Linked DNA regions of Homo sapiens: region 2 is linked to region 1. The links are chromatin loops, found by intact Hi-C in ENCODE. Cell type or tissue: K562. All regions are shown on one strand. Each heading gives the region's core, and the rest is flanking DNA. Links, peaks and the distances in the headings are about the cores only. Region 1 overlaps AAK1 (AP2 associated kinase 1). Region 2 holds the start of SMANTIS (SMARCA4 interacting SWI/SNF chromatin remodeling complex scaffold lncRNA).

Region 1 (15,903 bases), core at 3,184-11,183:
ATTTCCAGCACAATTATTATTTTTGAAAGAAGCAATAGTGTGTAGGACAAGTATTTATTATTGTGACAGCAGAGAGATTTCTGTGAAGCTCCCCTTAAAGTTCCACCTTGAGCACTTGCCCTGGGGTGAAGGGTTCAGTCCTGTCTCACACTGCTCAGTTGTGCCAGGCTGAGCAGTGCAGGGTTTTTCTACCTTTTCACCAAGAGGATGTTCTCTTAATATATGTCCCTTCTAGTCCATACTAGACTCTAACCTTCTGAAGGTCTGGTAAGGGTTTTTGTTGTTGCTGTCATTGTAGTTTTGTTGTTTTTTTAAAATTTTTTATTGGTATCCTTTATGGTACTCAGCAAACACATTGTATAACAAACACTTGAGAACCTGCTATGGAGCAGCCACTGTGCTGGGTGACAGAGATGCCACAGTGAATCAGTCATCGTCCCTGCCCTTGTGCAGTTTAGAGTGTACAGGGGAAGAAGGCATGCAACCAGGAATTACCCTATAAGTATTTAATTATATTCATGGTATGTCCTGGAGGGAAAGTAGAGGGTGCTGTGTATACCAAAGAACTTAATCATATGGGAGTGAGGGCCAGGGACCATCAGGAAAGGCTTAGCAAGGAAGTAACGTTTAGCCTGAAATCTGAAGGATGATTACTAGGAGTGGCTCAGGCCAAGAATGGGGTGAAAGGGCCAAAGGGAGAAGCATGTGCAAAGATCCTTAGGCAGATTGGAGCATAAGCAATGCTGAAGAAGAAAGAAGGCTCTTGTGGCTGGAACAGAGTGAGCACTGGAAGGTGGAGGTGTATGAGCTAGGTTGGAGAGAGACCACATCACTCTGGGAATTGCGGGCCTTGGTCAGTATTTGGAGTTTTATTCTAAGAGGGGTGAGAAGCCATTGCGAAGTTTCAAATGATATTAAGTTTCTGATGTCTTTCAGCATATCTCTCTACATTTGCCAGATAGCTAACTCTGTGGCAGCAGTACGGCAAAGGTGGGGGCGGGTAGCTTGTGGAAAGGCCCTTTCTTGGTTAGCCTTAGCTGATAGCCCAGGCCCAATGTGCTGTGGTTCTAGGTGCAGTAATCAAAAAGTCTCTGGTATATGTGAACCAACTTGATTTCTTAAACTCTTCCCTTTTGTTCCAGGCAAGTATTTTTCCTGGAAAATTAATTTTTGAGAGGAGGAGGGAGACTCTTGCCAAACCCCTAAAAAGAACCTCCTGAGCTGGAGATCCTCCCCAATCAATCATAACAGTCCTGGAGAGAAAGAACCAATAGCCAGGCCAGTGTGCCATGTTCAGCCTGGGCTGTGGCCTCGATTGGGTTCTGTTGATGTTTCTGTACCACCTCCACAACCACCACCGTTTGCCAGTCTCTGATTTTGTGCCCACAGCTTGAGTGGGGAGAGAGGGAGTTGAAAACCTCAAGTCATCCCCCATCTGGGTGTTCTATCTGCTTGGGGAAAGGACTGCTTTGACATGTTCTCCAGAAGGAGCTGGCACATGATGATTTTTAATTGAGGCAAGTGAGGAGAGATTGACATTAAAAAAACAAACCCCAAGCCCCCACTGAAATCAGTGTTGACACATGCTTTGCATTGACCTTTTCTCCTGGAAAAAGCTTTGCTGTGCTCCTTGCCATCTGTTCTAGAGTTTTGAAAACTTTTGTTCCTTCCGAAGCTTTTGGCAAAGTTGTCTTCAATGTAAGTTGTGGATGGGTGTTGATCAGCCTCTTGGGGGTCATTCCTTGTGGGAGCTCACAGATGCTGTGGATAGAGCACCCAAGTTCTCACCATGGAGAGGACACTCTCCCACTTGAATAGTGCACCCAGGTTCTCACTGTGGAGAGGACACTCTGCCACCTGAATAGTCCACCCAAGCTCTCACCATGGAGAGGACACACTCCCACCTGAACAGTGTACCCGAACTCTCACTGTGGAGAGGACACTCTGCCACCTGAATAGTCCACCCAAGCTCTCACCGTGGAGAGGACACTCTGCCACCTGCATAGTGTACGCAAGCTCTCACTGTGGAGAGGACACTCTGCCACCTGAATAGTGCACCCAGGTTCTAACTGTGGAGAGGACACTCTCCCACCTGAATAGTGCACCCAGGTTCTTACCGTGGAGAGGATACTCTGCCACCTGAATGGTACACCCAAGCTCTCACCATGGAGAGGACACTCTCCCACCTGATCAGCTAGACAGGCAGAGCTGTGGGCAGTCCCTCTTGCCTTTCACTGTGCCATTTCTCTTCTCCCTTCCCTGGGAGTGGAGGTGTTCCTGCATGATCTGCTGCTGCAGGGAGGGGACGGCAGCTTGAGAGGGGACACCAGTTGGCACCCTTGCAGTCTAGCCCTGGTCCGGCCACTAGGTGGCAGTACTAAGGAGGATGCTTAGGCTTTTCACTGTGTTTTAGTTTCCCAGTTGGTCAAGTGGAGGTTGTAGTACATGACCTGCTGACTTCACAGGCCCTTGTAAAGATGGAAGCAGGGCTGTCTGGTTCAGTCCTAGCTTAGAAATGTGTTTTCATTAAACTGCACAAGGTTTAAGAGATTTTTAAAAGTTTGTTGCCTGATTTTTAAATCAGGAGCTCTCACCTAAAGATCCAGCTGTTTTTAGCAGTCAAAAGACTTGACAACTCTTAGCCCACGTTCCTTCGTGACAGCAATTGGCTGGCATTGAGGAATGGCTGCCCCATGAGCAGGGGCATGAACTTTCTCAGGGCCACCGGCCCCACTCCTCCCTGTGATCTTCCTGACAGTGAGTCTGTGTCATCACACACCCTCCATACGTTTTGTTAAAGCTGGACTGTGTCACTCCTTTATGTGATCTCCCTGGCTCTTCAGGCATTTGGGTTTGTGCTCTTGATCTCGAGAAGATATTCCAGATTTAGAATTTTATGATAAGTAATGTATCATACAAATACAAAGTGGTTTTTGCAGGGAGGTGGGGGTGGAAGGGAAAGGCAGGAACACCTTCTGTGTGCTAGGTGCTTTGCTTATCATTTGATCATCCCCAAAGCTTTGAGGTAGGAGTGGGGGTGGGGAGGATATTGTGAGTTGGTGCACAGTCCTGATTGAAGGACTATGACCTAGGGGCTGGTTGATACAATCACGTGGTCAGATAGCCTGCATGTCAGAAGAAGGGCTTTAGCATGAAGTGAAAGCCCTTGGCAGGTAAGAGGACAGCCTCAGGGAAATTGTAGCTTACCTGAGCCAGGATTCGAACTTAACCTGTTGGGCTCTAAAGGAATACTACATGTCTCAAGGTGAAGCGGGGCATAGCTCCTTCCCTAAAAGCTGCCTGTACACATCTACACCTTCGGTAGGCATGTAAGTGAGGGCTATTTGCATGACTTGTAGTGGTGTAGTCTTTTTGTCTTTATAAAATACTTATACCTAGAGCTGTAGAATATTTGGGGGGTAAATTTTTCTCTCCTTTGTAGCAGAATTGCTCCTTTTTTTTTTTCTAGCCTTTCTCCAAAATTACACAGCTAAAAGTAGAGCTACTTTGAAGGTGAGGAGGAAGCAGTATACAGAGCCCTACCCTTGTAAGGGAGGGAGGTCAGTTTTTCCTCGTGCAGCCACTGAAGTACCTTCTGTAATCCTAGGGCTTGGAGGAACCCAGTTTAAATAGTAGCACTCATTTAGTCTTAATTTCTTTTCTTTTCTTTTTTCTTTTTTCTTTTTTTTTTGAGATGGAGTCTCACTCTGTCACTCAGGCTGGAGTGCAGTGGCGTGATCTCGGCTCACTGAAACCTCCGACCCCCTGATTCAAGCAATTCTCCTGCCTCAGCCTTCCGAGTAGCTGGGATTACAGGCATGCGCCACCACACCCAGCTAATTTTTGTATTTTTAGTAGAGACAGGGTTTCACCATGTTAGCTAGGACGGTCTCAATCTCCTGACCTCGTGATCCACCTGCCTCGGCCTCCCAAAGTGCTGGGATTACAGGCGTGAGCCACCGCGCCTGGCCTAATTTAGTCTTAATTTCTGCCCATGAGGAAATGAAGGCCAGAGAGATCCAGCAACTTGTTCAGTGTTCATTTACGTCTCCTGGATGAAACCCACTTTAACTGAATTATCTGTCTGATTCCTTAGAAAAGCTTCAGAACACTATTATTTTATGCTTGTTTTCTGCTTTAAGTAAGCAGCATCTGTTGAGTTTCACCTTATTTTAAAAGAGAAACAAAGAGTTTGTAGGGCAGAAAATTGGAAAACGAAGAGCAGAAAATGGGCCTGGATGCGGTTTTTCTTCATTTGGTATCCTCCAGCTCTTTTGGCTTGTGTCATCTTTCCATCTCAGACAAGTGGACTTCATTCCCAAAAGTGTATATAGGACTTATGTTAGGAGTGCAGTTTCCTTTTACCTGCAAGAAATAAACAGTTGGTGATTTCAGTGCCTAGAATCTAGGCCTGATTTTAAAATATCCAGCAAACCTCTTTGGCAGCAAACCCAGAAACCCTGTCTCAGCACCATGATGGGCTTCTTTGTCTCATATTCCTAGTCTAATCATTCTCATTATTTGCCCAGCTGTTTCCCATCACTTCTCAGATAATCACTTTGGTGTGTTTCTCCTCTTCCTGCTCACCTTACCTTCCCTTCCCTCACTTTTCCTTGCAAAGTGGAAGTCACTGGTGTCCTGATTCATTCAGAACAGCCCCTGGGACTTGGCACCCTCTACCATGATTCAGTGTTTGAATATAGAGCCAGAAGATATACTACTTGCTTCTTCTTCCAAAGCCCCATTGCTGAATTGAATATCATGGTGACGCCCCCAAGGAGAGTGTTTAAATCTTTGTCTTTATTTATTTTTCTACAGACAGGGAGGGTCTCGCTCTGTTGCTCAGGCTGGAGTGCAGTGGTGCCATCATAGTTCACTGTAGCCTCAACCTCCTGGGCCCAAGCAATCCTCCTGCTTCAGCCTCCCGAGTACCTAGACTACAGGCATGCACCAGTGCACCTGGCTAATTTGTCTGTTTATTTGTTTTGTTTTTGAGATGGAGTCTCGCTCTGTCGCCCAGGCTGGAGTGCAGTGGTGCGATCTCAGCTCACTGCAACCTCCGCCTCCCAGGTTCAAGCAATTCTCCTGCCTCAGGCTTCCGAGTAGCTGGGACTACAGGCGCACACCACCACGCCTGGCTAATTTTTGTATTTTTAGTAGAGACGGGGTTTCATCGTGTTAGCCAGGATGGTCTTGATCTCCTGACTTTGTGATCTGCCCGCCTCGACCTCCCAAAATGCTGGGATTACAGACATGAGCCACCGTGTCTGGCCTGTCTTTGTTTTTTAAAAGTCTGAAGACCATGATCTCATGTTGATATCAGAAGTAAAAGAGATTTTAGAATTTATGTAATACCCTCCTCTGTGTATTGCAAATTCTCACTCACTGTCTTCTCCCAGCAAAGAACTAGGCACTTCTGTCATCTTTGCTTATTTAGCAGGTAGAAGTCCAAGTTATCTCAGTAATTTCATTGGTGACTCCATGATCCTATGCTTATTAAAACCTTTTATCAGGAAAGTGATGGGAAGCTGCTAATCCTAGGAGTTTAAATGTTGAAGGATCTATAGGGAAGTGCAAATTAAAACCACAACAAGATGTCACTACACACCCACTAGAATAGCTAAAATGAAAAATACAGCACCAAGTGTTGGTAAGGATGTGGAACAAACAGAACTCTCGTATGTGGCTGCTGGGAGTGTAAAATAGCACAACCACTGTGGAGTACTGCTTGGCAGTTTCTTATACATAAAGGGAAATAGTCACTTGGCATATGACCCAACAATTCCATTCCTGGGTACATACCTAGGAGAAATAATTATCTATGTCCATAAAAAAGACTTCTGTATGAATGTTTAATTCATAATACCCAAAAGCTAGAAAAAATTCACATGTCCTTCAACAGGTGAATGAAGAAACTAATTGTGGAATATGTATACAATGGAATACTAGTTGACCAAAAAAACAAAAACTACATGGAACGATGAAGATGAATCTCAGAAATGTTATGCTGCGTGAAAGAAGCCAGACCAAAGCAGTGTATACTGTAGGATTCCATTTATTCTAGAGCAAGCAAAACTATAGGGATGGAAAGCAGATCCAAAGTTATTTAATACACGGGGTGGTGAGGGAGGGGAGGGGAGATTGTCTGCAAAGGTACCTGAAGAACTATCTGCAGTGATGGATTGGCTGTCGCCACAGCCACTCGTGCGGGTATATACAGTTGCGAAAACTCATCAAACTGTACACCTAAAATGGGTGGATTGTATAATATATGAAGTTGATATAAAAATAAAAATTTCTAAAGATGAGGGATCTTATCTGAACTCTGCCACCAACTAGCTCTGTGCATTCTTGTGAAAGGAACTTAATCTTTCTGCATGTCTTTCCTGTTGGGAAAATGAATATGATAGGTTGCTCGCCTACCTTATTCAGTCATTGTGTGAATACAAATGAAATAATTTATTTTGAAATGCCTTTAAAATAAGTCGTATACACATGCTGGGTGGGAGGAGTATTCTGTAAACTCATCTTGAGGGAAGAAAGATAAGAACTGTGGTGATGAATGTCTGAGCTAATATTTATATATATGTTGGAATTCATTTGCAAATCATCTTTTAACTTTGTGGAACATGAGCTGTGTCACTTCCCCTTCTTGGCTTTGAGTAAAATGAAGGTGTTAGACTAGATCAGACATAGAAAACTGGAGGCTCGGAGATTATCTAAAGCTTTTCAGATGTGTTTTCTTTGGCCTCTGTGCTATGGTGACCTGAACAGCATTAATTTAAAAGGTGACTTGTTGCCAGTGTTTAAATGTGGAGATTTCACATACAATTTTGGGTTTCTAGCTCATCTTTAGAAATTAGCAGATCCGACAAAACCAGGTCCATATTCCCACATGGCAACAATGATCTGGAGTTGCATGGTGGCCATCCCATTACATGAGCCATCACATTCGTTTCCCATATTCTCTGCTACTATCTGTATGTAGCCTTTTCTGTCTTCTGTAGACACCTTAAGTAGAGAGTTAGTTCATTATTGAATGCTCACTGTGTGTTAAACACTATTTTATGGCATGACAATCCAGAGGCAAACCAAACAGACAAAACCTCTAAACTCATGGTGAGCTATAAATAGCCATCCACATCTCCATCAACAATTAGGGGGAGAAAGACCAAAAATGCTATATATTTTAGGGAAAATGGGAGAAAACGTGTTTTCTTCTGGACATAAAAAAAAATCCTACATATTTAATAGGCAAAGCATGTCTGTGTCAAAATTATCCTGCCTACTTCACTTGCTTGCTTCACATAATAGATCATATCCTTTTTATCTTTATGATTCAATAGATTCACAGATGAGATTATCTGAGTGTTTCAAAAAATGCCAGTAGGCAGAGAGACTGACACAGGCTACTGAATGTTAAGATTTTCTTACCTCTGTCCAAACCATTAGGTTTTTCCTTTTAATCTAGATCTTGGGATGCAACTCAGGCTGAAATAAACATCTCTATTGACAGTCTTCTCTGTTGACAGCCTCCTTCCGTAATAGCCTGAACCCTCTTAAGCTCTGGCTGAGAATCTCATCACCCTGATCCGTGTGACAGACAGGGCTGTGCACGAGAAGTATCTTGAATGGCACTATCTCCTCTCTTCTAACCTAGTTTACATCTCCATTTGGCCAACTACACAGTGATAGTGACCAACATCTTTAGACTGACAAGTCCTGTTAGGCGTGGATTTTGATCTCGTGATTTAAATGCTTCTCATCTGCAGATAAGCCCTTTTATAGGCATAGATGCTTGACAATGTGGCTTCATCTGTGTTAAGTAAAGTGATTCACTGATTTGCTTTTAGATTTATCATGGTCATAGGCTTTGAGAATCTGGGCTGGCTCTTGTCAGCCATTGTGCTTACTGGATTGCATGGTAGGCGACTGACCCATTTCTTCAGTCCTGGCTGTAAAGGTCATCTTGCTACCTACAAAGAAAACTACACTGCTCCCATCTGGTGGTAGTTATCTCAAATTGCAGCATCTGAAAGAGTTGCCTTGTCCTTCAGCAGTGACAGGCATCATTGAACTGTAGGAAATACCTATTCCCACCTTTTGTTTCACAACATTGTCAGCTGTTTCCTTATTACCTAAAGGGTATCACATGGTTTTTATAGGAGAGAGAACCACCCCACCTTCTGCCCATAACTAGCCATGGGACTCCTAAGCCTCTCTTGGTTTGTCTATGCATAAAGCAAAACACTTGGACTTAATACTCTCTAGGAGTGCCACTCTTGTGAAGTCTGTAGTTCCGTGATTTTTTAAAAAATTCTAAATATCAATGAAGTGAATCCTACTTATACTATTTACAAAACAATTATGAACATACATAGAAATTTTGTAATTTACACTACTATTTTCCTCAATTCTGATTAATTATAAGAGAACATCATGGATTTAATAACTTTGGCAGGGGGTGGGGGGAAGAAAAGATAAATACCACTGCATTAAATGCACATTTTTATTACAAGACATTCTGATACCCTAAAAAGCAAAATGTAAAAAACATGCATTTTAGAATTGAGGAGAGAGAGAGTGTGTGTGTGTGTGTGTGTGTGTGTGTGTGTGTGTGAGAGAGAGAGAGATAGATAAGACCTCTAAGTGTCAATGCTACTTTTGAAAATGGAAAATGTTATTGAGATACAAAGATTAGAGAGATGACAGTTAAAATTAAAGATTATATGATAAATTTTAGTGTTTATTTGAATACTGAGGAACATTGTAACAGGAAATATGCAAACATGCAGTCTCTGGTAAATCATTATCACAGTCCACATTCGGAACTGAAGCCCATTAAATTTCTTTTTACAAAATTAGGTGTGTATTTTATGAAAACGTGCAATAGTGCTTTATGATAAAGGCTCTTTATGGTTGCAAGGAACAAAAACCTACTCAAGCTAACTTGAAAAGAATAACTATGTAAAGATACAGCAGGAAATGCCATGGGCATCAACAGACAGGTACTAAAGTGCCGCTGAGCCTTGGGGGAATTAGAAGGGCATAATCAGGACCCGAGGCTTTATTTCTCAGAGGCCTAAGATCTCTGTAATGGTTGTTTATTGATCTGTATCAATTTTGCATGTGGCTCCTAACCCAGTACTATGTCATAACCCCAATTCAAATTCCCATACTGAAGACTTACCTCTGTGTTCACCTCTATACAATTAGTGACCACCTCTGTGCAAGAATGGCATACTGATTTTTTTGCTGAACAGAGTCAATGGACAGGATATTCAAGCTAAATGATGACAATGTACAAGGCAGGCAGATGGACTGAGCGTCCAGTGTAACTGCTACTTACTCCAAAGCCTTCAACTTTGACAGCTTTGCCTCACTTTGTCTAACTCCTGTCACCAATGGCATTGAACACCTCATACAGTGCTTTAGGAGTGAGGATGAGGTTAGGGTTCTAAGAATTTGGGGAATGCTGTGGTGTAACAAATTTAGAGCACTTGAGAATTCCTGTAGAGTTATATACATTTTTTTTTTTTTTTTGAGACAGGGTCTCTTTCACCCAGGCTGGAGTTCAGTGGCGCAGTCACAGCTCACTGCAACCTCCACCTCCCAGGCTCAAGCCATCCTTCCCACCTCAGCCTTCCAAGTAGCTGGGCCATAGGTGTGCGCCCACCATGCCTCGCTAATTTTTGTATTTTTTGTAGAGACAGGGTTTCGCCATGTTGCCAAGGGTGGTCCTGAACTCCTGAGCTCAAGCGATCTGCCTGCTTCAGCCTCCCAAAGTTCTGGGATTACAGGCATGAGCCACCACACCTGGCTTATATATTTCTGTTAATGAATTGTGAACTGTCTTTTAGAGAAAGGTCAGTGTGGACATTAAAAAGTCTCCCCAATAATTGTCATACTTGCCTTGTGTATGCTATGTGGAATAGCACTTTCTTACCCTTATCATGTATCTTCTCAACAGCCCAGGAGGTAGGGAGGTCCGGAAGAATCTTTAGGTCTGTTTCTAGATTCGAATTGAGTGATAGGATGAGAAGAAAAGAAGAGGAGATTCTTGAAATTAATTGACAACTATTTATAATAGAAATTAGTGAAATAATTTCCTAGCCTCTCTGGTATGAGGGAAAGTGTGCTCCACTTATGCTTTTAAAAATGTTTTTGGTTTGAATCAGATGTCTTTGAGCCTCTGTATTCTTCAGCTGGTAATTGTTTAAAGGGGAAAATAACACCCAATCTCACAGAACTGTGTTAAGAATTAAACAAGAGCATCAAAATACCCAAGACAGGGCTGGTACAGTGGCTCATGCTTGTAATCCCAGCACTGTGGGAGGCCAAGGTGGGAGCCCAGGAGTTTGAGACTAGCCTGGGCAACATAGCAAAAGCACTTCTCTACAAAAAAGTATAAAAATTAGCCAGGAGTGGTGGTGTACACCTGTAATCCCAGCTACTCGGGAGGCTGAGGTGGGAGGATCGATTGAACCCAGGAGGTCAAGGCTGCAGTGAGCAGTGATCACGCCACTTCATGCCAGTCTGGGCCACAGAGGGAAACCCTGTCTCAAAAAAAAAAAAAAAAAAGTACATAGGATAGTACTTGTAATGTAGTACTACCCATTTATCTGTTTATTTGTAGGTTATTTGGAAAATAATTACTATTCTTTTGTTATCCTAAGATAGGTGTTTGGGAACAATTTCTCTGACTCTTGCCACCCACTCCCACAAGTAATATCTCCAAGTTCTGAGAATCTAAGAATGTGTTCTACAACAGGCTAGCCCTAAAGGCTGGCTGGCAGTGGCATTAGTACCATTAGCAGTGACAGTGGCAACCTCCAGCCACCACAGTTATGTGGCTGACTTTTTGAACATTGACTCAAAAGAGCTTGTGTGTGTTTCTCTCACAGGTGGATTTGCTATTGTATTTCTGGTGAGGACAAGCAATGGGATGAAATGTGCCTTGAAACGCATGTTTGTCAACAATGAGCATGATCTCCAGGTGTGCAAGAGAGAAATCCAGATAATGGTAAGGCTGCCCCTTGGACTTGGGACTGTTTAAAATGGAGGCAGAGATTGTACCCTCTCATAAGAAAGCCAAGCGGGGTTTGTTCCCTTCCCTGAGATGGTACAGAGGCCTCTGTACAAAATGGGACTCAACAGCCATGGGATATAGGACACCGCCCTTGCCTTGGTCACTCTCAGCTGGAGGGCAGAGGAAAAAGCATTTTGAGAGAACTGACCAGTTTTTAGGTCAGAAAAGTCATTTTGGGCATTGGGAAAAGCTTACTTAACAACATGGTTCCCAGAAATTAACTGTGATATTTAATCCAGAAAGCCTAACTTTCCAATGAGCCTCTTCTTCTGGTCTTGTCTCTCTCTCTCTCTGTTACCAATCCCCAGTCTCAGTTCAACCCTCCTGAGCTCTTCAAAATCCTGTGAACATATCCTTATACAACTTAATATTTTTACATGTAGTTCTTTCGACCTGGAATGCTTTCCCCCTTTTTTGGCCTGGAAACCTAGACCAAAACCTAGAAACCTCATATATACTCTATGAATCTATTTATAGAAGTCCAAGAACAGGCAACATTATCTGTGGAGATAGAAATCAGAACGTGGTTATTCAGGGGTGGGAAGTTGACTAGAAATGGGTATACGGGGACTTTCTAGGCCGTGGAAATGTTCTGTGTGTTGTTTTAGATAGTGGTTACACAGGGTATATATGTGTCAGAACTCAATTGAACACCTTAAAATCTGCACATTTTGTTATGTTAATTAGACTTCAATTCTTAAAACTTACTCATTTTTCAAGATGCAGATTTATATGTTTAAAGAAAGAGTCCATGCTGAAATATATATGGAGGAAATAATATAATGTCCTTAGAACAATGAGTGAGTTTAGAAGATAAATAAGATTGGTCAAGAGTTGATGGTGATCAAAGCAGAATTATGAGTATATGGGAATTTGTTAGAGTAGCATCTTTCTTTTACCTCTGTTTGACATTATACATAATATTATACCTAATAATATAATAATATGTAATATTATACATAATTATACATAAGAAACTTTGAATATATAGCCTTTTATTCCTTTGTGCTTCCACAGTGCTTTTGTTTTATACCAATTATATTGCTTAACCTGTTATATTGTAAGCAGTTCTGCTATCAGGAAGTAAGTTATTTAAAATCAGAAATTGTATGCTCCAACATACTGCTTGACATGAAGTAAATGCTTAATAAACTTTGGAAGAAATTAGTATTTGAATAATGGTAATAGCAGATACATATGTTCACCTAGAGATGATGATTCCTTTTATGCCCTGGATTTTAATGCTTTTTAAAGAGCAGAAAGGGATCCAACAATGGAGAGGGTGGCATTGTAGGTATCCCATCAGGCTCCGCTTGCCCCTGTTCACCCTATGTGGCCTTTTCAGTGGCTGCTTAGAGTAACTAGTTAGGCTGCAGTTGGACTTCTGAAAGTACTCAGAGTGTTAGAGAGCCTGGCACTACTCTAGATTTTAGAAAGCCAAAACTATTTGGGAAGGAACTGTCAGCACTGCACAACAAACCAGCCAACTCCCAAGGGCCATATACATACAGTCAAGACCACGTGGGCCTGTCTGTAAGGCACCAATGCCTTCCACTCCCCTGCACATAGCTCCAGATTCCTGTTCTTGCTGTATCTTCCTTCACACACGCAGTGGGTTTTCTGGCTGCTTCTCATTATTTGTCTTCCTCCCTCCTTGCCCATGCTTGTTCAGCTCTCACACGCTTTGTTTCCTGTCTTTGCTTCTGCTGTTTCCTCTATCTGGAATGCCCTTCTTGCTCATTTACTTGTGTTACAAAAGCAATCCCATGATTTCACTTTCTCCTCCTTATTTAAAAACACACTGAGAGCTTACTTGGGCTAGGCAGGCATTGTAGTGGAGGAACTAAGAAGCACAGGCCCATGAGGAGCTCACAAATTAATGGGCCTGATTAAGAGTTAAATCACACAGGTTCAAGTTTTGGCCCAGAGGCGTATTAGCTGTGAGAGTTTTGTTTTTAGTTTATATTCTTTCAAAGCTTTAATATTCAAATAGGTGAACTAAGCTTGTTACAAAAAACGTCAAGCAATTCCCCAAGGGGAACTCCTATGCCATTACAAGGTCCCAGCGGCAACCTCTTTAGGTGATTCTTTTGATGTCTTTCTAAATAACATGCTAATATTGCTAGTTCTTGATTTTTCTTCCATTTTAGGCATTATCTCCTATGGGAAGTAAAGACGTAACTGTCACTTACTTGCTGCTTGCCTCTCTCCCCAAATACTTGCAGTATTCTCATCTTCCATTCTTTGAAAACACCAGTAAACTTTGGCAATATGTAGTTTATATGAATATTAGTTTTTACATTATTATATAAGAAAACTATTTCAACTGAATTCCTGGTGGACTATGATTCCTATGCCTTTCCTATGTAACTTTGCTTTCACTAAAATTATTAATGGTCTTGTTTTTCCTCTCTTGGTCTGAGTTTTCTTTGTACTTTTTAACAGTTTAATTCCCAATTTTCCTTAAGTTGTGTAAACCATTTTTTGAATTTTTTAGACGCATTTAATGGTGTCTGTTTTATCATCTTCAAGATTTCTCCCTCAGTCTTCTGACTGAGGAACCTCGGCTGATTATTCTCTGACTAATTTACAGTCGAATCTTGGAATTTCCTGGACATTTCCTTTGCCTCTCTTTTTTGTTAGAACCCGTAATTCCTTTTTTGGCTAACTTCCTCATTTTGTTGGAGCCGATCCTCCAGTATCTTTTTTTTTTTCTCTTTTGAGATGGGGTCTCAGTTACCCAAGCTGGAGCGTAGTGGCACAATCATAGCTCACTGCAGCCGCCATCTCCTGGTCTCAAGCAATTCTCCTACCTCAGCTTCCCCACTAGCTGGGACTATAGGCACATGCCACCAGACCCAGCTATTTTTTTTTTTTTTCCTTAGAGACAAGGTCTTGCTATGTTGCCCAGGCTGGTCTCACACTCTTGAGCTCAAGTGATCCTCCCATCTCAGCCTCCCAAAGTGCTGGGATTACAGGCATGAGCCACTATGCCCAGCCTCAGTAGCTTTTTGATACATGGTAGATAAATTTTTTTGAACTTTCAGGTCTAGGCCGGGCACGGTGGCTCATGCCCGTAATCCCAGCACTTTGGGCGGCCAAGGTGGGCAGATCACGAGGTCAGGAGATGGAGACCATCCTGGCCAACATGGTGGAAACCCTTGTCTACTAAAAATACAAAAATTAGCTGGGCATGGCAGTGCGTGCCTGTAATCCCAGCTATTCAGGAAGCTGAGGCAGGAGAATCGCTTGAACCCAGAAGGCGGAGGTTACAGTGAGCCAACATCACGCCACTACACTCCAGCCTGGTGACAGAGCTAGACTCCGTCTCAAAAAAAAAAAAAAAAAAAAAAAAACAACTTTCAATTCTAGAAGTATCTTTATTTTATGTTCGCACATCATAGTTTGAGTACAGAATTCTGAGTTGGAAATCATTTCATTTAGATTTTTTAAAGCACCGTTCTACTATATTTTAGCTTTCAGTGTTGCTCTTGGGAAATCCTAAGTCATTCTAATGCCTAGTCCGTTGGGAGTGACCCATATATTCTACCAGGAAATTTACAAATTTTCTCTTTGTTTCTAATGTTCTGAAATTTCATGATATGCCTTTGTGTATGCATTTATTTATTATGTTAGGTGTTTGTGGTCCCTTTCAATCTAGAAACTCATATCCTTGCATTCTGGGGGATTTTTTAGTTTCATTTTTTTCCCCTTTTTCTGAAATTTCTATAATTTGGATATTGGTTCTCCTGAATTGATTTTCTAATTTTCTTGTTTTCTCCCTTCTTTTTATATTTCTTTGTCATTTTGCTCCACATTCCAGATTTCCTCACCTCTATATTCCAACCATCCTGATGAAATTTATTTACCAGACTTTTAAATCTCTAAGATCTTTTTTGTTTTTGTTTTATTTTTAATTTCGATGAGTCCAGTTTATCAATTGTTCTTTTTATGGATTGTGCGTTTGGTGTCAAACCTAAGAAATCTTTGCCTAGCTCTCAATTCTGAAGATTTTCTTTTAAGTTTTATAGTCTTACATTTAAACCTATGAGCCATTTTGAGTTTTTTTTTTTCTTTTTTGAGACGGAGTCTTCTTGCTCTGTTGCCTAGGCTGGAGTGCAGTGGTGCAATCCCGGCTCACTGCAATCTCTGCCTCCCAGGTTCAGGTAATTCTCCTGCCTCAGCCTCCCGAGTAGCTGGGAGTACAGGTACGCGCCACCATGCCCAGTTATTTTTGTATTTTTAGTAGAGATGGGGTTTCACCATGTTGGCCAGGCTGGTCCTCAACTCCTGACCCAAGTGATTTGCCTGCCTCAGCCTCCCAAAGTGCTGGGATTACAGGCTTGAGCCACTGCAGCTAGCCATTTTGACTTAATTTTTGCATAATGAGTCTTAGGTTGCGGTTCATTTTTTCCTTATGGATATCTAATTGCTCTTAGTACCATTTATTGAAAAGGCTGTCATTTAATATCTTGGTTAAAAATCAGTTGAACTTAATTGTGAAGGTCCATTTGCAGGCCTTTCTCTATTCTCTATTCCCTTCCATTAATCTATGTACCTATCCTTCTACCAATACCACACAGCCTTGATTACTGTAGCTAAATAAGTTTTAAAATGGACTGAATTTTCCCACTTTTTTTTTAATTTCTTACTGTTTTAAATCTGAAGTCCTATGTAACATTTTTAAGCCCACTAAGTCTCAGACTTCTGTCAGATAGAAGCCATAACCCCAGCCCTACCTCTCTCAGTGACTCTAAGAATTGTGAAGGGAATCAGAAGATGTAACATGCTGTGTAATATGCTGAGGTTTGGGT
Region 2 (15,903 bases), core at 4,303-12,302, 240 kb before region 1:
GGTGTGAGCCACCACACCCAGCCTAATTTCTTTAACTAGTCACCTGTTTCTATTTTTCTACTGTTATATACATAAGGCATTTAGTTGTATCTTTGTGATCATTCATGACTATTTCTTAAGGCTCAATTCCTGAGATATAGTTTCCAAATATAATTATTTGGAAAATGGACCAAATTCTAAAGATGTTTATTCACATTTCCTCCTGGAATGGGTCAGAGAGTTTAAGAACTTGTTTAAGATCAATTGACGAAGAAGGAGCTGAATCGCTATTCTTTTTTTTTTTTTTTTTTTTTTTTTTGAGATGGAGTCTGTCTCTGTTGCCCAGGCTGGAGTGAAGTGGCATGATCTTGGCTCACTGCAACCTCCACCTCCTGGTTCAAGCAATTCTCCTGCCTCAACCTACAAAGTAGCTAGGATTACAGGTGCTCAGCACCATGCCCGGCTAATTTTTGTATTTTTTAAGGAGAGATGGGGTTTCACCATGTTGGCCAGGTTGGTCTCAAACTCCTGGCCTCAAGTGATCCACCCACCTCGGTCTCCCAAAGTGCTGGGATTACAGGTGTGACCCACCACACCTGGCCTCAAGAACATCTTTAAACAAGACAAAGGATCGATCTTTTAAAACACAAGGTCACTTCGGGAACCTAGATCAGGAAGAGGCCCTGCTTCCTGTTGCTGCGAAGTCAGCCAGACAGAGCAGGAAAGACTGTGGCCTACCCTGCCGATGGTGCTCTTGTAGGCTGTCCTGATCTCCTGGCGCTGGGCGGTGTTGCGGTAGGCAAGGACGCTAATAATGGCGTCTTCATCGGTGCCTGGGGGAAGAAGGGAGACAGCAGGTAAGTGTGATTTGAGAGAGGAATGAGAAAGCAGGTTCCTCTGTGGACATTGGAGTTACCCAAACACATGCAGAGGGCTTTCTAAGAAAAGAGGCCCTTATTCAGAGGGTTTGTCTACTTTTTGGGAAACAGATGCTAGGTTCGGGACTTAGCCTCTCCTTTAATTAGCTGTTTACTACTGAAGAAAATGGTTAACTTTCTAAACATTAGTTTCCTTATCTGCAAATGTGAATGATGACAGTGATTTCCCTCGATAGGCTGCTGCAAGTGTTAATATAATTAAATGCCTAGCACTTACTAAACATTTAATAAATGTTGGCTGGAGTAATTTTTTCTCTCCTCTAGAATATTTTTTTTTTTTTTTTTTTTTTGAGAGAAAGTCTCACTCTGTCACCCAGGCTGGAGTGCAATGGCGCGATCTCAGCTCACTGCAACCTCCGCCTCCTGGGTTCAAGCGATTCTCCTGCCTCAGCCTCCTGAGTAGCTGGGATTACAGGGCTGTGCCACCACCCCCAGCGAATTTTTGTGTTTTTAGTAGAGACAGGGTTTCACTATGTTGACCAGGCTGGTCTTGAGCTCCTGACCTCAAATGATCTGCCCTCCTCGGCCTCCCAAAGTGCTGGGGTTACATGTGTGAGACACCACGCCCAGCCATCTCCTCTAGAATTCTTTTCATGTCTTTTGAATCTCCTCTCTCTCTCTTCCATATTCTTGCCTTTTTTTTTGTTTTTATCTTTTTATCATCTCCTCTGAGTTTTGAAACAATTCAAACTTGTCTGTTAATTCACCAATTTGGCATTTTGCAGAGTTTAAGTTGGCTGTTACTGCATTCACTGTGTTTTAAAATCTGGAACTATGTTTTGCACTTCTAAGCTATCTTTCCTGAACACAAATGGTTCCCTTTTAGAACTGCTGACAAATTACCATGATACAACATCTTACCAAAACTTTAAGCAAAAATTACAAATTAAAAATGTTCTAAGTTTTGCTTGCCTGTTTCTTGCAGCAGCTTTAACAAGGAGACTTTATTCTGATTTTTCAGATTGGTCCCTTGTCTTTATAACAGCTGGCTGTTCATAAATGTTTGGTGAATCTTCTGTTTCCTCGTTGTTTGTGCTGTATGGGGGGTTGGAATGGGTTTCAGAAATGATTCTATTGAAAATATTTCAGGGAGAAATGAAAAAATACAGCCAAACTTTAGTTATCCTTGGCAAGGTTAGAGATGCAAAAAGATGTGAGGTGTGGAGAGGAAGCTATAGAACTTTAAGTTTACATACCTTGGGGACCTACTTTCTGTTCCTTTTTTTTTTTTCTTTTTTTGAGATGGAGTTTCGCTCTGTCACCCGGGCTGGAGTGCAGTCCAGCTCACTCCCTCTCCCTCCCAGGTTCAAGCAATTCTCCTGCCTCAGCCTCCCTAGTAGCTGGGATTACAGGTGCCTGCCACCATGCCTGGCTAATTTTTTTTTGTATTTTTTACTAGAGATGGGTTTCACCATGTTGACCAGGCTGGTCTTGAACTCCTGACCTCAGGCGATCCACCTGCCTCAGCCTCCCAAAGTGCTGAGATTACAGGCATGAGCCATCATGCCCAGCCGTGTTCCTATTTTTAAAAAGGAGAGGACAATCCATATAACAATCAATTTCTCCCTTGGCACTCTCAGCTAGGAGGGGGTGTGGAAGGGGCAGAGAGGGTTCATTACCTTTTGTTCATTCCCTGTTTCTGTGAAAGGGATCACTCTTCCCCCCAGTCAAGCCAAGCTGAAATCCTCAAAATAGATTCAATTTTTTTTTTTTTTTTTGAGACAGAGTCTTGCTCTGTGGCCAGTCTGTAGTGCAGTGGTGCCATCTCGGCTCACTGCAACCTCTGCCTCCCGGGTTCAAGCGATTCTCCTGCCTCAGCCTCCCCAGTAGCTGGGACTACAGGTGCACGCCACCACGCCCAGCTAATTTTTGTGTTTTTAGTAGAGACGGGGTTTCACCTTGTTGGCCAGAATGGTCTCGATCTTTTGACCTTGTGCTCTGCCCACCTAGGCCTCCCAAAGTGCTGGGATTACAGGCGTGAGCCACTGCACCCAGCCCAATAGCTTTGATTTTTTTACCCTCTCCTTTCCTCTTCATTCAAGTCCACGGTCATGCAAAATGTTGCTTTACAGCCTCTTTTGCATTCTTTCACTCTTTTTATTTCCTATCACAACCATTCCAATTCAAGATTTCAGGGTTTCTTCTTAGACAAGTGCAGATGTCTGCTAACTAGTATTCTTAACTCCTGGTTGGTCTTCCCAGAGTCTTGCCAGATTCATTTTTGTAAAAAGAAAAACTCTCACAATGTCTCTCCCCTGCTCAGAAATACACAATGGCTCCCCATCATCTGCTGGATTTACTTTAGGCACTGCAGCCTGACATTTGAGACTCTCTACAGTATCCCATTCACTATTGTAAATAGCCACATAAAAGGACACTAGGCAGCCAAATTCATGGACTCAGCTCTTGAAATATTGTGCTTTACCCAACTGTGCTGCACTCCAGGCTCCTGACCCCCTTCATTACCAGTCTATTGGTTTATATGTCCTCTTAACCCCCTCCATTTAGCATCATGATTCTGTCATATGTTGTTTCCCAGCCAGTGCCTGTGGGTCATTCCCGCATGTCTGTGATTCTTATGGGTGCTTTCTCAGTAGCACCCCTAAAACCTCCTTCTGGTACCTGCTTTCTCAGAAAGCTCCCAACCAGCCTACTTCTGCTTTGCAAGTACCTCCTGCTGATACAGGAGATAGAAAGAAATTGTTTAAGCAGATAGTGAGGGCAGGTCGGGTGTGGTAGCTCATGCCTGTAATCCTAGCACTTTGGGAGGCTGGGGTGGGTGGATCACTTGAGGTCAGGAGTTCAAGACCAGCCTGGCCAACATGGTAAAACCTTGTCTCTATTAAAATATAAAAGTTAGCCAGGTATGGTGGTGGGGGCCTGTAATTCCAGCTACTCAGGAGGCTGAGGCATGAGAATCACTTGAACCCGGGAGGTGGAGGTTGCAGTGAGCCAAGATCATGCCAGTGCATGCCACAGCCTGAGTGACAGAGCGAGGCCCCATCTCAAAAAAGAAAAAAAAAACAAAAAACAGATAGTGAGGGCAAAAGAGTCCTTGGCAGAACTTCCCTTGTAACAAAAAGCAGCCCCCAAAATCATTTTTTTTTCTAACAAAGAGCAGCCTGAAAAATCAAGCTACAAACGTAGATAAGGAAACTGAAAGCTTGCACAAGGGAATGCTGGCCGCTGTACCAACAGAAAAGGGCTACCTGGGGGCCAGGCATGTCCACCATGGAAACTCCACCTTCCCTTTTTTGTTAGCATGTGTACAGTAAGAAAGAAATGACCAATACAGTACAGCTCAGGCTGAAAACCCACCTGCATAATAAAAGACTGGGGTAGGGACTGTCAGAGATTCATGCCCTATGCAGATAGCACACCTGTTTCTAACTGGTTTTTGGTGCCCTATGTAGATCAGACATCAGCCCCCCAACCCCCAGTGCCTGCCACAGCTCATCTATAAACCCCTCTGCATTTCACCGTGAATTGGTAACCCATTTTTCTGGAATCCCTCTCTGTAGCAGAGAGCTAGTCTCTTTCTTTTCCCTATTAAACTTCCACTCTTAACCTCACTCTTTGTGTGTCTACGTCCTTGATATCTGTGGCCGTGAGACAACAAACCATGGGTGTCACCCCAGACGAGGCCACTTCACTGCTGCAAGACACTTTTCTGTGGATTTACCATGACTCCCCTAGACCTCCGCACATGCCATTCCATTCACCTGAAACACCTTGTCCCTTAATTCTGTTTACAGAAACTCAATCATCTCCCAAGGTCCATTTTAACATCTACATCCTCCAAGAAGCTTTGCCCGATGCCCCCAAGTGAAATGTGATCTCTTCTCTTTGAACCCCAGTGGGATCTTATTTGTGCCCCTCCTGTCACTGTTATATTATGAATTAATCATAGTTATTTTTGTGCATGCCTTAGCTGTGCTAGTATTCATAGACTATTTGAACACAAGAACTAGGGATTATAATCCTTGTCTTCTCCAACAGTCTGCCTTGCATTGGCCCACACATAACAGGCACTGAAAAGGGGTTGGTTGTGCCAAATGTCTCCTCACCCTTTATGCTGATAATTCTGAATGTAACATGGGCTACATTTTGAATTATGGTGTCCTTGTAACCAAAGAATTAGGATAAACTGAAAAAAAAGGTGGGTCCTATGCCTTTCTCTTTTTATGAAAAAGGGAAAAGAAGAAGATACATAGATTCAGGACAATGTTCTCTTCAGAGATGGGCAGCAGCATAGAACAGTGGCTTGAACTCCAGCTCTGGAATCAGACTTGAGGCAGCTGATCATGCAAAGATGAAAGGAAAGTGTTCTAGGAATTATCTAGAATCCTGAATATACCACTTAATAGTTCTGAGACCGTGGGCAAGTCAGCCAGCCTCACTCACTATACTTTACCTTCTCAACAGTAAGACAAGCTTCTGTCAGGATTAAAACAGATAACCCATGGAAAGCATCTATCTCTATGTCTGACACATAGTAGAGCTTAATAAACATTTTCTATTATTGCTACGGTTGTTGTTACTGTTAGCAACATTGAGGCTGAGTAAAATGAATTCTTTTTGGATAGAAAGATGGTCTCATGGTCAAGTGTTTTTACCCAAATCTCAAGGAGATTCTAAATAGCAGCTAAGAACCAGGGGATACTTCTCTGGCCAAAAGTCTACTGAGACAAGGTCTTGGGGGCAGAGGCTAGGCCAGGTAGTTTGTGGTGCACATAGAATCACTGTACCTACCCAGCATGAAGGTGTTGGCCCCCAAGGAGCTAACTGGAGGGTAGCATGCTGGAAGACACTACCAGTGTTATAGGAGGCAAAAAGAAATTATTTAGGTAGACATTTAGGGTAAAGTGAGTCCCCAGCAGAAAACTTTCCTTTTAACAAAAAGCAGCTCAAAAATAGCTCCCTTTCTAACCACACACAGTTAAAAAAAATCACTTCTCTTCTAACAACAAGTAACCTGAAAGTTCAGGCTGTAAAATACAGATAAGACAGCTCAAGCACAGAAGAAGGGGTGGAAGTCTCCTGGGTAATTGCCAAACTTCACACTTATACAATGGGCCCCAGTAAAACAGTGGGTCTTAATAAGCACATTCCTTTCCCTTTAGGTGCACTAAGATAGAGAAACTAAAAGCAGACTCATGGGGCGGATGCCTGCAGCTGCAAGAAGATGTATGGGAACAGACACAGAAACTCTCCCTCCCAGATAAGCAAGACAAAGAAACACAGACTAAGAGTCAGCCTATGTGGTCAGGGAATGGGATAAAAGCTGATAAAAAAAATTCTGCTCTATATAGATAGCACACTTGGTCGCAGCTAAACCATCAGGCCCTAAGAGGATAAGACATCCCCTCCTCATGAGGCCCCTCCTCCCTAGACCATTTATAAAAACCCTGACATTTTTACTACTGCTTAGCAACCTGCTCGGGACCCCTCTCTGTGACTGTGAGCTGTTCTGTTCTTTTGCCTATTAAACTCCTGCTCCAAACTCACTCGATGTGTGTGTGCATGTCCTTGACCTCAATATCTGGTCGTGTGACCAAGAACCTCAGTATTCACCCCAGACAACAAGGCTGCTTCATTTTGAGGGCTCGTCTGGGATTTGAAGGTGACTTCATCAGAATGGTGAGTAAAGGAGCGGACTCTACTTTCACTTCCGAGGCTTCTTGTCCTCCGTTTTTATTCTCTCAAATAACTATCAAAAACACCGGGCATCTGACAGCTGATTAAGGAGCCACAAGGGCTGGCCACCAGTCTTGAAGACTCAGATGTGAGGCTTGCTGGGGAGGACCTGCCCTCAGGGTGCCGGGAATGTTGGCTGTGTCCAAACTAGTTTCTTTTCACAGAAAGCCTGGTTGTTGTATGGGGCTGGAATAGGTCCTGGAGCAACTGAGAATTTCTGGCCAGGGCCACACCCTGGTGTTATTCAAAAGGCTCCTGGACTGACCCCAGCCTCTGATTGCCTGACTGGGTGTCAGCCATAGGATCTCCAAGTTTTCCTATTGCAAATCTTATTTTCCTCCTTTCCTTTCTGCAGTCACCATGTCTCCCATCTCCTCTCTGTATGCAATGCTGCAGGAATTTTTATAGCCCAGGAAATAATTCAATTAGGCAGGTTTAGCAACCACCGTAGTAACCAGGAATGCAGGTTAAGGGATTGCTGTTTTTCTGACTTTTTACAGACAGGGGAATTCCATGATCCAGATCTCAAAGACTATTTAACTCCTAATGATAATACTTCCTGGGGTTGGGTGGGAGGTTATTTTCCCCCCAGTAAATGCCCCTCTGTCCACTTAGGCTGTTTCTTTTCCCATGTGAGGAACCAGCACTGTCCAGTCGGACCGGATAGCCCCTCTATGAGGCAAACTAACTTTCTCCTGTTAGGAGGTATGCTGTGGGGACAGCATGCCACAGGTCAGACTTCTCTCTCCATCCTTTGTTTAAAGAGCATATGGAGGCAAAGTTACTGCCTGGTATTCCACTAGCACCACCTAGTAAAATGGGAATCCTCTCCATGAGGAATCTTGTCTGCCCTTTGCTAAAAGTCTCTGGCTTTTCAGTTCTCCTCCCTTTTACATCCCTCTAATAGAGACCAAACCTTATGCCCCCTCTGCAAGTGGGAGAACTCTGCTTTCAGCAGCAAGGAGGAACATGTCCTCCAAAACCAAATTTTAGTCTCAGTACTCTCTCTGTTAGCAGGAAGGCCACCATTTGACCCTTACGTTCTCTGAAGACACCCATTCTGCCTACAACTAGAATGGCATCTAAATAGAAAGGGGATTTTATGTCTGGAAGTTAACCGGAACCACCACCTAAGAATAAATCCTCTAGTCCAGTCCATAATAGCAGAGTATAAAGCTCATTCCAGTACACTCCCTCTATTAAGGGGCCTTGCTTAAATGCAAGTGTTACATTATCTCTCCGGAGATCCATTTATCAAGAAGCCACACAGGTCACACAGGTCTAGGAGGTCAGAGAGTAATTACCCAATTATTAGGCAGAGGACTGAGGTCATATGGGTAAACATGACTAGCCCATTGATTAGGTCCTCTGGTATTACGCTTGGGGGTCACACCTGCAACCATGGGGCTGCAACTATGGTGCTGGGACCCGGGGACCAAGGAGGGAGAACAGCCAGGAGGACTCTCCTACTGTGTCCCCTCCTCCCTGAGTCACATTGAAAAGAACCAGGAGACCGAGGAAACCTCTATTCTTGTCTCTTTTGCAGATGGGTAACAAGCCATCTTCAGCCGGCACTCCTCTGGAGTGCATTCTGAAGCACTGGGAGTCCTTTGACCCTAAAACTTTGAAGAAAAAGCAGCTCATTTTCTTTTGCAGAAGGGCATGGCCTTCTTACTGTCTCAGGGATGAACAGACATGGCCAGCTGAAGGGAACCTTGATTTTAATCTTATCCATCAATTAGATCTTTTCTGTAGACAGGAGAGCAAATGGTCCAAGGTCCCCTATGCACAGGCTTTCTTTGCCCCGCGAGACAACCCAGACGTTAGCAAGCACTGCACAATTGACTCAGCTCTCTTAGCAATCATATCAGGCGGGTCTGTGGAGAGTAATTCCCCTAAGTTAGAAGAGCAAGTTTTGCAGGAGCCATTGGGGGCAGCTTCTAAGTGCCCCAGTCCTTCTAGTTTTCCTAATCTGGGGCCCCCTCCAACTGCACCATCAGCTTCTCCAGCTTCACCATCTCCAAAGCTCCCCACTGCCCCAGCTTCACTTCTACCCCTACAAGAAATGCCAGATGGAAGGGGCACCCCTAGGGTACATGTTCCCTTCTCATTACAGGACTGTAGAAAAATAAAGGGAGACTTGCGCCGATTTTCTGATGTCCCTAATAGGTAGACAGAGACCTTCCAAAATCTAACTCAAGTGTTTGACTTCACATGGAGAGCTGTTATGTTGCTTCTAAGTCAAACCCTCACTGCAGCCAAAAAGCAGGCAGCTCCTGATATTAGAAGGAAACCACAAAAACAGGCTATAGGACCAGATAGTACCTTGGAAGATCTCCTGAAGGTGGCCACCTTGGTCTTTTACCATAGGGACTGGGAGGAGCCCCAGGAGAAAAAGAGAAAGTGACTAAGGCTCAAGGAGATGCTTTGCAGGCTTGCAGAGTCCAGGATCCTCAGGAAGCATCCACTAATTGCTACTGGTGTGGCAAGCCAGGGCACTTTAAGAAGAATTGCCCAGGCAACAAGAAAAAGCCACCTTGACCCTGTCCAGCGTGTGGTGAAGACCACTGGATATTAAACTGCCCCTGGATATGGAGGTCACTAGGTCCAGAACTAGTCTCACAGATGGTCCGGCAGGACTGACAGGTCCTAGGGCTCAGACCCCTGGCTCCAGTGGCTCAGACTGCCATCACTGTTCAGGAGCCCCGGGTGATTCTGGAAATTGAAGGAAGGAGGGTGGGCTTCCTCCTGGATACTGGAGCCAGTCTCTCTGTTCTCCTGTCCAATCAAGGCCTCCCCTCTTCCCATAGCACAACCATGGTGGGTGTCTCAGGAAAGACTCTAACCCAATATTTCTCTCACTGTAGTTGGGGGGAACTTATTATTTACACATGCCTTCTTAAATATGCCTGAAAGTCCCCCCACTCCTTTACTAGGTAGAGATATTTTAGCCCACATGGGGGCCAGCATCCTCATGGCCCCAGGACAAACTCTTTGTCTTCCCTTAGTGAAAGCCAACATTAATCCAGAAGTGTGGACAACTCAAGGAAGAATAGGTCAAGCTAAAACTGCTAGGCCAGTTCAGATCCGCCTTAAAAATCCCACTTCTTTTCCTAACCAGAGACAATATCCTCTAAAGCCAGAGGCCAGGAAAGGGCTAGAAGCTATTATTAATAACCTAAAAATGCAGGGCCTCCTCAGACCCTGTAACAGTCCTTGCAACACCCCGATACTAGGAGCATAAAAACCCAATGGGGAATGGAGACTAGTTCAGGACATCTGCCTCATTAATGGGCCATAGTCCCAATTCATCCGTTTGAGTCCTTGCTGACTCAAATACCTGAAGGAACTAAATGGTTTATAGTCCTAGATTTAAAGGATGCCTTTTTCTGCATACCGTTACATCCTGACTCTCAATACCTGTTTGCCTGTAAGGATCCCTCCGGCCAGACCACACAGTTAACATGGATGGTGCTGCCTCAGGGATTTCAAAACAGCCCTCACTCATTTGGACAAGCACTGTCAAAGGACCCCTCTAAGTTTTCCCGTCCTCAGGTCAGGGTCTTGCAGTATGTAGATAACACTTTCCTCTATGCCCCAATCAAGGAAGGCTCAGGAAGATGCTAAGACTCTCCTTAATTTCTTAGCTGAAAGGGAGTATAGAGTCTCAAAATCCAAAGCTCAGCTCTGTCAGACTTCAGTAAAGTACCTAGTTCTGGTCTTATCAGAAGGGACCAGAGCACCAGGTGAGGAAAGGATTAGGCCCATTTCCTTTGATAGTTAGGGAAATTCTTGGGCATTACTGGATTTTGTAAACTGTGAGTACCTGGGCACAGGGAAATGGCTCACCCTTTATACCACCTCATAAAAGAAACTCAAACAGTTAAAACTCACCCCTCTCTCTTTTGGGAACCTAAGGCTCAAAAAGCCTTTAACCAGCTAAACCAAGCCTTCCTGGCTAACACGGTGAAACCCCGTCTCTACTAAAAATGCAAAAAAAATTAGCTGGGCATGGTGGCAGGCACCTGTAGTCCCAGCTACTCGGGAGGCTGAGGCAAGAGAATGGCGTGAACTCGGAAGGCAGAGCTTGCAGTGAGCTGAGATCATGCCACTGCACTCCAGCCTGGGCGACAGAGTGAGACTCCGTCTCAAAAATAACATAACATAACATAACATAACATAACATAACATAACATAACATAACATAATATAACATAACATAATATAACATAACATACCAGCCCTCAGTCTTTCCATGGGGAAAGCATTCAGTCTCTATGTAACAAAAAGGAAGGAAATGGCCCTGGAAGTTTTAACTAAGGCTTGAGGTCCAGCTCAACAGCCAGTGAGTTACTTAAGCAAGGAACTTAAAACTTGGTGGCCAAAGGATGGTCAGCCTGCCTCCAAGCAGTTACAGTGGAGGCTTTGCTGGTGTCAGAGGCCACTGGGTTAACCATGGGAAATAACTGTTTAACCCCACACAATGTAACAGGACTGTTGTCCTCTAAGGAAAGTCTCTGGCTGACAAACAATTGCCTCCTCAAATACCAAGCTTTGCTGCTAAAGGGATCTGCAGTCCAGCTGAAAACCTGCCCTTGCCTGAGCCCAGCCACTTTCTCCCAGAGAAAACTGGAGAACCTAAACATGATTGTGAACAGGTAAGTGGAGCAAACTGGGTAAAAGAAATAATAAGAATTACTGTTTGCATTCTTTGTAAAGTTTTAATTAATGAAAAAGGATTTTCTTAAAGAGCATTCAGCTTAATTAAAAGTGGATATCCAATCAATGGGTATATTTAAAAGGCCTTTATGTTTTTCTCTTCATAAATCTTCTTAAATAAATCTTCATAAATCTGGAAACTTTTTTTTCTCAGTTGACTGAATTGCTTTTTTTTTTTACTGTGTCTTGCCACTCTTGGTGCACCTAGAATGGCTTCCGGTGGCCTGGGACTCCTTGGGGAAACAGAAAATGCACCACAAATCCCATTTTAGGAAAAATCTGTTTTCCTCGGAGCCCCTGGAATTAAAGGTGAATAAATACCTCTCAAAATCGTCTTTGTCTTCTGGCTATGCTTGCTTATTAGGCCCTGGAAGCTGTATTCCTAGCTCTGTTCTGAAAGAACCTCACTCAGAGGCCAATAATCCAATTGGGACATTGGCAAATGCAAAATCTTATAACTGCTGGATCTTCTTCTGTTTGTGTGGTTATATATGTGTTACTTGTGTAATGCCTATTAAAAAAAGGAGCTCTAATTAATTGGCCTAAGAAAAATAAGCGCTTAAATCAAACATTTTTAAGGGAAAAGTAAAAGCTGTGGTACCTTTCAGTTCATGTGACTTTAATCTTTAAAAATAAAAAGAGTCTTAGGAATTATTGGTAAAATACAAATGTCTTCAAGGTATAAAAATGTGGTCTAAATTATGCAGGTCAAATACTAGTTTGCTAAATGTTTTAAGGTTGTAAACTGCTTTTTTTTTTTTGAGATGGAGTCTTGCTCTGTCGCCAGACTGGAGTGCAGTAGTGCGATCTTGGCCCACTGCAACCTCTGACTCCCTGGTTCAAGTGATTCTCCTGTCTCAGCCTCCTGAGTAGCTGGGATTACAGGCACGCGCCACCACATCCATCTAATTTTTGCATTTTTAGTAGAGACGGGGTTTCACCATGTTGGCCAGGATGGTCTCGATCTCCTGACCTCGTGATCCGCCCGCCTTGGCCTCCCAAAGTGCTGGGATTACAGGCAGGAGCCATTGCGACTGGCCATAAAACTACTTCTTTATTTAGCCTTTAAAAACTATCAACGTGCCTGCTTCACAATTGGTAGCACCTGGGAACATACGGAAGCAACCAAGCCCCTAACTATGCTGAAAGGAGTCAAACATTATCTGCATCCAGCACATAATTAAAACAACCTAACAGGTTTTACATTAAAGTTAAAAATTACTAAAAGTTACCATTATAACATGTGATTGAAACTACTGAACATGGAATTACATGGAAAGTGTGTAAAAACAGTAAAAGATGTTTTTATTTAAAGATTATAAGAGGGCATGGAAATGTATATTTTGCTTAGAAATAAAGAATTGTCTTAAAGTAGAAGGTTTAAGCAAATTGTAAAAAAAAACTGTAAAAATCTTGCAAAAAAAAACACTGCGTGTAAACATATTAACTAAATGCAAAAGGGCATTATATGGTTTTTTTCTGTAAATTAATCACTGAAATAAAAGCACAGCAAGGTTTTCTTAAAATGCTAATCTACTCTTTAGCAAAACTTGTCAAGGGTTATAACAGGTATGTGAAAATCTCACTTCATGGTCAAACTGGTTAAAATTAAATAGGATTGTCTATAATGTTTCATTTAAAATTAAGTTTAACATTAATAGCAAACTAATGCAAGGGTAAAATTTAACTTTCTCTCTTAACACGGGATTTTCATGGAATAGAAAAGGCTAATGAATGGTTTTTGCTTTTTCAAATTTCTGGCTCAACATTTTGGCAAAAACAAAAACTTTTGGTAATCTAAAATTCTATTTCATAATATCAAGTGTTTTAAATTTTAAATATACTTAACAGGCTTCCCAAAGTCAAACTTTAGTCTCAAGTCTGTCTTTCCTAACCCCTGGCTTTTGGGTGCTGCAGAGGACCCCTGAAGCATCTAGAAGAGAGGTAAACAGTATTATTTAACATGTTGAGGTACATAAAATTGCCAAAATGATGTCTAATACTCTTCAGGTTATACTTTAGGGAATAATATTAACATGTGTTCCAAAACTGTATGGGATGTCTATGGTTCTAGTGTCTGAATATGTGCTATTACAATTAAGGTTGTTATGCTGGGTTTTTGAAAAACACAAAAATAACCAAATTTCTTTGTCAATTGTATTTCTGACTGTATCCAAACTGGACATTTTGTCATTTACAGACAATTGTTGTTTTGTTTTAATTCTCTTCAAAAGATGGTTCATAATCAAGCCATGGGACTTTAACAAGTTCTCTCCAATGCAGGTTTGTCATGACCAAAAAATGTATGGGACTCATAAAAGGCTAAAATGTTTATAAATATCAAAACAAAAGTTAATGGAATGAACTGAACTAATAGAAAACTAAAGCAATATTCTTCACTTATTCTTAGAACACGGCTAATCCTTATTTTATTTTTTAGAGTCAAAAAAACTTGTCTTAAGCTAGCTACAGCCTTTGATAACTAAGCAAAGTGTACTACTATAGGCAAAGTTTGGAGCATGTTTATGTCTCTCTGCCTAATTCCTGTAGAATTTGGAAACTAGTTATAAATATTCTTAAATTACAACAATATAGTTGTTTGAATCAGTGCAGCAAGAATCCATTTTCTCTTGCAACAAAACACAATTGGAAAAACTGGTTGTTTTACCAAGGCTTTGACTAGAAGGGTATATTTCCCTTTAAGGAATCAAGCTTAACTTGCTGAGCCAATAAAAGCCCCTGGGGAAAACTGGCCTCATATCTGTCTACACAGTCTCCATACAGGGTTCCTGACCTGCAGTGAGTAAAGAATGTCACTTTCTAACAGGCCTAGGAACCCCATGCTTCTGGAACCTCAAGAAGGAAAAAAATTTATCCAACTCACAGGTATTTAAAAGTACAAACCTATGGCTGGGCTTGGCTTTAAAAAGTCCTATCTAAAATTCCTCATGGAACAAGGTTCCATCAAAGCCAATCTAAGAGGCTTATGTAAGGATGATTATTCTTGCTGTACTTTATGCAAATAATTAGGCCAAGTATAGGACTGAAGTCTGTTTTGCAAACAACTCAGTCCTATCATAGATTATTTTTAACAAAAATGAGGACTAGAGAAAGAGAAATTATGTTTTAAGACTTATCATACATCTGTTATTAACCTGTAGTCCCATCAGTTGTTTTTAAGTTCTTGCCTACATTTTAAACTAACCCTGCTTACTCCTGTCAACCAACCAGGAATCTCTGGCTGCAGCTCAGAGAAAACAGAAAGGCATCGGTAATAGAAAAATCTGGAAACATGTTCTAGTTCTGGGCAATTATCCTACAAATCCTGCCAGGTAAACTAGAACCCCAGGGTTTCTCCCTTTTTTGGGAAAGTAAGACCAAGGAAGCTAAACAAAGCCAAGCCCCATATACCCACTTACAGCAGCACAACCCATCTGAATGGCTCACAGGTATCAAACAAACTCTGTTGTCATGGTTACGGCCTATAGTGCCCCCATTAATAATAGTAATCTTAATACTCATATTTAGAACCTATATTCTAAACCTCCTTGTGAAGTTTATCTCTTCTCGCTTAGAAACCATCAAGCTTCAGATGGTGCTGAAAATGGAGCCGAAAATGAAACTGCCCTCCTACGAGGGACCCTTAAATCAACCCCAGGAGGAGCCCTAGCTGCTGTTCCCCACACAACGCCACTCTCCAGCAGGAAGTAGCCAGAAGAAATCGTCACCCAGTTTCCCCTAGCAGCAGTTATGGATTTCATTCCTGAGGGGGGAAATATGTTATAGGAGGCAGAAAGAAATGATTTAGGTAGACATTTAGGGTAAAGTGAGTCCCCAGCAGAAAACTTTCCTTTTAACAAAAAGCAGCTCAAAAATAGCTCCCTTTCTAACCTCATGCAGTTCAAAAAAAAAGCACTTCTCTTCTAACAACAAGCAGCCTGAAAGTTCAGGCTGTAAAACACAGAGAAGATGGCTTGAGCACAGAAAGGGAGGGGGAAGTCTCCTGGGTAATCACCAAACTTCACATTTACACAGTGGGCCCCAGTAAAACAGTGGGTCTTAATAAGCATATTCCTTCCCTTTAGGCGCAGTAAGATTGAGGAGCTAAAAACAGACTTGGGTGGATGTCTGCAGCTGCAAGAAGATGTGTGGGAACAGACACAGAAACTCTCCCTCCCAGATAAGCAAGACAAAGAAACACAGAATAAGAGTCCATCTATGTGGTCAGAGAATGGGATAAGAGCTGATTTAAAAAAACTCTGCTCTATATAGAAGGCACACCTGGTCCCAACCAAACCACTGGACCCTAGGAGGATAAGACCTCCTCTGCTCATGAGCCCCCTCCTCAGTAGCCCATTTATAAAAACCCTGACAATTTTACTACCACTTGGCAACCCGCTCGGGACCCCTCTCTGTGATGGAGAGCTGTTCTTTTCTTTTGCCTATTAAACTCCTGCTCCAAACTCACTGTGTGTGTGTCTGTCTGCAACCTCAATCTCCTTGGCCATGACACCAAAAACCTTAGTATTTACCCCAGACAACAAGGCTGCTTCACCAGCCTTCTCACATT

Evidence for each region. Hi-C counts contacts between places; a loop is a spot of excess contacts. Peaks named below come from ENCODE experiments on the same cell type or tissue, not always from the same donor. Only the 100,000 strongest peaks of a DNase experiment are listed, where the experiment ranks them.
Region 2: a loop joins it to region 1, with 4 times the contacts of the local background. A loop is called at or near these places in 2 of 110 quality-filtered maps.

The regions. Positions count from the first base shown.
Region 1 is chr2:69,551,980-69,567,882 of GRCh38, reverse strand. AAK1 (AP2 associated kinase 1) reads left to right here. Exons shown (of 22, transcript NM_014911.5): 3 at 10,905-11,023. Among named protein-coding and RNA genes, the nearest start is that of SNORA36C, 40 kb to the right of the region's middle. In K562, for the core only: a CTCF peak has its summit at 8,008 (motif pointing left); a DNase peak (open chromatin) is centred at 7,972.
Region 2 is chr2:69,789,442-69,805,344 of GRCh38, reverse strand. ANXA4 (annexin A4) reads right to left here. Exons shown (of 13, transcript NM_001153.5): 4 at 718-812. It overlaps SMANTIS (SMARCA4 interacting SWI/SNF chromatin remodeling complex scaffold lncRNA), which reads left to right and starts at 6,347. Exons shown (of 3, transcript NR_164155.1): 1 at 6,347-6,557; 2 at 14,909-15,080; 3 at 15,419-15,796. In K562, for the core only: a CTCF peak has its summit at 8,959; DNase peaks (open chromatin) are centred at 5,954 and 6,284; H3K4me3 peaks cover 668 bases.